Linked DNA regions of Homo sapiens: region 1 is linked to region 2. Evidence: chromatin loops called from intact Hi-C (ENCODE). Cell type or tissue: heart right ventricle. All regions are shown on one strand. Each heading gives the region's core, and the rest is flanking DNA. Links, peaks and the distances in the headings are about the cores only.

Region 1 (2,926 bases), core at 331-2,830, 190 kb before region 2:
GTAACTTTTGAAGTTATTTTTGGGAAAAATTTCCTTGGGTTGACTTTGCCCCCTTCACCCAATGCATCTGTGTGATCAGGAAAAGGGAAAACAAGATTTAATTGTTAACTTTTAAAAAGTCCTTTTGAAAGAAAAAAATATATACTGTCTTATATTGACAGAGAACCAATTATTGGGTTACCTGCAACACTGTATCCTCCATTTAGTGCTGATAATCATAATGTCCATAATCTCCCAATAAGATAAAATAATAAAGAGGCTCTGAGGCATGAACAGGGGTGGCTAAAGGATCATTGAGATAACTTTTAAAATAATAATGATTTATAGAAATTGAGTTAATATTTGTTGACCTTCTACAAACTTTAAAACAGATAGAAGGTTTTAAGGTATATGTTTTGAAATAATCCAAACCAAATAAATCTAAACTTAGAAATACCATATTAGAAATATACAGTGAACACACACAAGGTCAATTTTAAAAACAGCACTTAGCTTTGAGCAGATAATTTCTCCTTCACCCTGAATGCAAATAATTTATTCAGCCCTTCTATAACAAGCTTAGGGGATAAAAGAGGCAAAGGGCATGAGAAATGAGTCTTTGGAAAATTATTGTAACTAACACTAATGCTTATTTAGCATCTTTCATTCAAAGACCTTCAGACATTTCCTAATTGAGTTCTGTAGTACTTCTGGAGTGTGGGTAAGGAACATTTAGAGACTCCTGTGCCCAGTGCTGTAAGGCCTGCCATCCCCGTGTGGCATGTTGCAGCTGTTTTGTAGGGTACATCATATTCCTTCCTGGGCCAGAGAATGGAGGAGACAGCGTTATCCAGCTGAAATCCCAGAAGGATTAGGGGAACAGGAGTGAATTACCTGGATTGGAATTTGGCCAGCTTTCTGGGTCAGAAATCCTATTCCTATAAAAATGTTCTATCTTTAAAACATTTTATATCCTGCTTTATCTCCAAGAAAATAAACGCTACATCACTTATTTTCTGCAAATACCTTTGGGAGCTTAACATTAATATTGAGGAATGTGACAGCCTATATCTACTATTAATGAGGAAAGAAAGCGAGGTTAACATTTTATCTAAAAGATATTAGAAGAGAAAAACTATTTGTATTATGCCTGTCGAAAGTAAGCTGTGGGGGACATGAAGATAATAACATATGACCAGTTCCCACAAAAAACTTACAAACTGGTTTGATGAATAGGAGACATACATAGATAATTATGGGGAAGATATATATGTATCTTCAGTATCAGAAGAAAGTATTATGAGAATTCAGTGTAGCCTAGTGATGACATTTAATGGCAGAAGCAAGAAAGGTAACATTGAGGAAGCAGAAGTGGCAGTGCATAGAAGGAAGAAAGAAGGACAAAGACACAGGAATGCAGGAAAGTATCAATGTTTAGGGAAGAACCAAAAATGTTTATTTGGGCAAAGGATAGACAATCTGGGAAATCAGGAAAGAAAAGGTTAAAAACACGTAAAGGTAGTTTACCAAATTGCAAATTTGCTCTTAAGTATACCAGAGACACATTAAAGAGAGCCTCTATGATGTTACTTGGTAGCAGTGAATGAATACGATGGATTGGCCTGGATTATGAGAGACACTGAGATTCTGAAACCTTAAGATAATAACAGATGTGGCAGGAGGGCTGAAGTTTCAAAGCTGAGTCATGGGGAGAATTAGTTTTCGTGTAACTAGTTGAGAAGTGAGAATCAAGAACTGATTTTGATGAGGGAAGATGATTAATTGATATGTATTTGAGGTATACACAATATATTCACACTGACTTATCAAAAAGACCTTTGAAAATTGGGTGTGGTCCTTGAAAAGTGCCTCTGGAGAACATGCAATGTACTGTGTAGGTTACCAGCATTGGCTGTGAAATCAGATTGCCAAGATTCAAGAAGTGGCTCTGCCACTTCCAAGTTCTTGTGACCTTCTCAAGCCTTGGTTTTCTTATCTATAAAACTGTGATAATCAATTTTGCGGCTATGATAATCAATTTTGTGATTCATTTGCACGGAGAAGATAGTAGAAGCTATGCTAGTGGATAAGATAACAATGGAGAGTATAGAAAGGAAAGAAAAGAGGGCCTAGGATAGTGGTGTAGGGAAATACTGCATTTTAATGGATGAAAAGAGGGCTAGTTTAGGATAAATGGAAGGATATGGCAGAAAGGTATGAAGGAAATTAGGATAATGCAGTGATTTGAATTCTGAGGGAGGGAATTTTTGCAAAGGAGGGGTGGCTAGTAATGTTCAGAATTGTAGAGAAGTAGAGAGAAATGAAGACCAAGAAAAGGCCTTGATTTCCCATATGGCAGAATTTCAATAGTGTTTAGGACAAGGTCACGAGGATTGGGTCATTAGACTGTTACTTGTTTTCGTATGCTCAGAACCTAGCACATTGCATAAAATAAAATAGGTATTTAATGTTTGCTGAAGGATAAAGAATTAATGACTTTCTTGGGATTAAGGAACAAATGGCGATAACATGAAAAAGCTTGCTTGTTTAACAAAATAGGGGGCTGGGTGTGGTGGCTCACGCCTGTAATCCCAGCACTTTGGGAGGCCTAGGTGGGCGGATCGCGAGGTCAGGAGATCCAGACCATCTGGCTAACACTGTGAAAACCCCTTCTCTACTAAAAATACAAAAATTTAGCCGGGTGTGGTGGCGGGCCCCTGTAGTCCCAGCTACTCAGGAGCCTAAGGCAGGAGAATGGCATGAACCTGGAAGGCAGAGCTTGCAGTAAGCCAGGATTGCACCACTGCACTCCAGCCTGGGCGACACAGTGAGACTCTTATCTCAAAAAAAAAAAGTAGGGAAGATAAAAGAGAAAAAGAGAATTGGGAGTAATTTCAGGGATTCCTCAGGTCAAGGGAATTAACTTTGGGGATAAATAAAACCAAAG
Region 2 (2,926 bases), core at 220-2,719:
AGATAGCAGAGACTTAGGCTGGTGACATTGTAGTGGAGATAGAAGTCTTGATTCAAGTCCTGTTTTGGAGATATAATCAGCAAGATTTAGTTAGAGATCTGTACCTACATAATAGAAAAAGTGGTTGGGCCTCTTCACCCTGAGGTACTAGCTCAAATAACAGGTCAAACCAGAAAATCATGAAGTGGTGCTTATAGTTTCATTCCCCCATTTAATTATTTAATCACTTATTCACTCAGAAAACATTTATTAAGCTCTTCCTGTGAGCCAGGCATTGTGTAAGGTGCTGAAGAGACAATGTCCCATTATCGGTCATGTGCTCTGCCTGACAGACCCTTACACCAGTGGTTGGCTTGATTTACTTTATATCTTAGAACATGGTGCTAAGGAGACCCACATTTTTCATTGTATCCCCATAGACTTTGTTCATTTAGACACATGGTTCCCTTCAGGGGTCTTTGGGGAGCCCCTGGGGTAACTAGAAATGGATGGACTTGGCACACTGGTTGGCACGCTGACAAGGTAGTTCTGCCGCACCTAGAACAGGGCCTGGTGCTGACAGTCTTGCCTTATACAGGACATCTGCACACTCGTAATATAGAATCATCCAGCCAAGACACCCAGTAACACTCCTACTAATGAGCCCTGATCAGCTTCACACTGACCAGTGACTACTCTCCTGCCCTCACCAGTACTCAAACTGTCTGACTTTAATCAATGATTAAAGGGCACATAAGTGGGAATTCTTTATGTCTGTATTCTTCCCAGTCTTTCTGCATGATCCTTTGGGGTATTCCGAGCCCCTTGTCTTACCCTTCTCTGCTCCCCAAATTGTGTCCAAGGGGCAAGCTAGTAGGGCAGCACAGACAAGAAAAAGCTAGTCCTTTTCCTTTCTTTTGTGTGTGTTCTTGGGAAATGACCTTAATCTCCATTACTTTCATTTCCTTGTCTATAAAACAGAAATAGCACTAGTATCTACTTCATAGGGTTGCTGTGTTGCAATCTCTAGAGCACTTAGAACAGCACTTAGTCTTGGCACATTTTCTTAGTCTTTTGGGCTGCTTAACAGAATACCATAGCTTGGGTGGCTTGAACAACAGACATTTCTCACAGTCCTGAAGGCTGGAAGTCTGATATCAGCGTATCAGCGTGCCAGCGTGGTCTGGTTCTGGCAAGGGCTCTTTCCTGGATTGCAGGCTACTGACTTTTTCTTATATCTCTACACGGAGAAAAGAGAGGAGAGAGCTCTCTGGAGTCCCTTTGGTAACGACCCCAAATGAGGGCTCCACCCTCATGACCTCATTACCTCCCACAGGCCCCACCTCCTAATATCAGCACTTTGGGAGTTAGGATTTTAACCTATTAATTGGGGAGGGGGCACAGATATCCAGGTAGTTGCACACACAATAAGCACCCAATGAATATTTATTGTTATTGTTATTGTTCAACAAGTGGAAGACAGTGTGTTGGATGACCATGCAGGTGACGCGGATGAATCTGTCACCATTACAACTTCTGCCTTCATCACTAAATGAAGAGATACCAATTGCTTAAATGCAAGGCAGCAGGAGATATGTTTTTTTACAAATAAAAATCTGATTGTGGTGATTCTTCGCTTAACTGCTTAATGAACCTCTGTTACCACTGCTCAAACGCTTGGATTTCAGGTCTGGCAATCTCATCTCACTAGGTTTGTTCTTCAGCTTTAAGTTAATTTCCCAGGGGAAATTACTCCTTTTTCCAGAGTTAGTCCCAGTCCTACCTTAGCAAGATTGCCTCCTACTTGTGCATTAACTGGGTGCCGCTCTTGGTTCCTGTTTCCCATCAGCTCCAACCTGAAGTTCCTGGCTTTCCCCCACCACCTCGAGCACTGCTTTTAATCTCCAAGTCAGTGCTATTCCTTGGGTTAATGTGGCACCATTTTATTTTTTAAATCCCAGTCTTTGACTCTACTTGCTGCTCAGCCTCATGGTCAAAGATCTATTACTGATGAAATTTTACAAATGTTGTATTCTGGATGAAATTAATTTTGACCATTTCTGATGGGAATTGCAAATTGTACACTAGAAACAGAAGAACAATTTATTATACAGGGTAATAATACAGTGTGAATCAACATCACTATAAATAACAACAGTAACAAATATTTATCTTTCTGATACATATCTCATTTTTTCATGTTCTAGAGTTATCTTTTTTTTTCCTTGTGAGCCCTAATGTTCTGGAGATTTCATAAATGGTAATTAATGCTTCAAATTTATAATTGATATCCTTCATATCATAGTAGAACTCTGACATCAATTTATTCACAAAATCTCTAATTAGTTAATTAACAATTTATTCATGAGACTGATTTAATTTGGGCATTATATGAAATTTCACAAAGCACAGTAAAAATTTTCAAAAATATCTAATAACTATGGCTTAATTTTGTGTTCTATTAAAAAATAATGTGAGTATAAAAATATGTTAAAGTTAGAAAATTCAGTAGCTTCTCTTCAAGACATTGAATTCTATTATAACTGATATTTTTTCCTTTTCAGACATTTATCATACATATAGAAGAAATGATAAAATGGTTTCATTTGTGTAAAGATATTTTTAAATAATGGGACGAATGAATACTAGGAGAGAGAATGTTGTCAGACACAGTTAACTACATAATCTAAAACTCAACATGAAACTCTACACCCCTCAAATTTGTCTAAAGCTATTATGATTTATTGAAAACTACCAGAATGCTAGTCCCCCTGACTTTTTAAATATTCTCCTTTAAATACGAACCCCTTAGGAAATAAAATCTATTGCCATGTATAGCTAAACTTTGGTATTTGTATGATTTTTTTTAAGCTCATGTAAAGTTCAGATTTACAGTAAATGAAATGGATAGCATGATTCTCTAACTGGGTTAATTCATTTAATCATT

The links. Peaks named below come from ENCODE experiments on the same cell type or tissue, not always from the same donor. Only the 100,000 strongest peaks of a DNase experiment are listed, where the experiment ranks them.
Region 1: it touches region 2 in a loop (2.7-fold over the local background); 7 of 110 quality-filtered maps call a loop at or near these places.

What each region holds. Positions count from the first base shown.
Region 1 is chr4:113,743,754-113,746,679 of GRCh38, reverse strand. All of the region lies in intron 2 of CAMK2D (calcium/calmodulin dependent protein kinase II delta), which reads left to right. Among named protein-coding and RNA genes, the nearest start is that of CAMK2D, 17 kb to the left of the region's middle. In heart right ventricle, for the core only: no CTCF peak of the experiment used is centred there; no DNase peak of the experiment used is centred there; H3K27ac peaks cover 943 bases.
Region 2 is chr4:113,554,232-113,557,157 of GRCh38, reverse strand. All of the region lies in intron 4 of CAMK2D (calcium/calmodulin dependent protein kinase II delta), which reads left to right. Among named protein-coding and RNA genes, the nearest start is that of CAMK2D, 210 kb to the left of the region's middle. In heart right ventricle, for the core only: no CTCF peak of the experiment used is centred there; DNase peaks (open chromatin) are centred at 530 and 1,189; H3K27ac peaks cover 2,500 bases.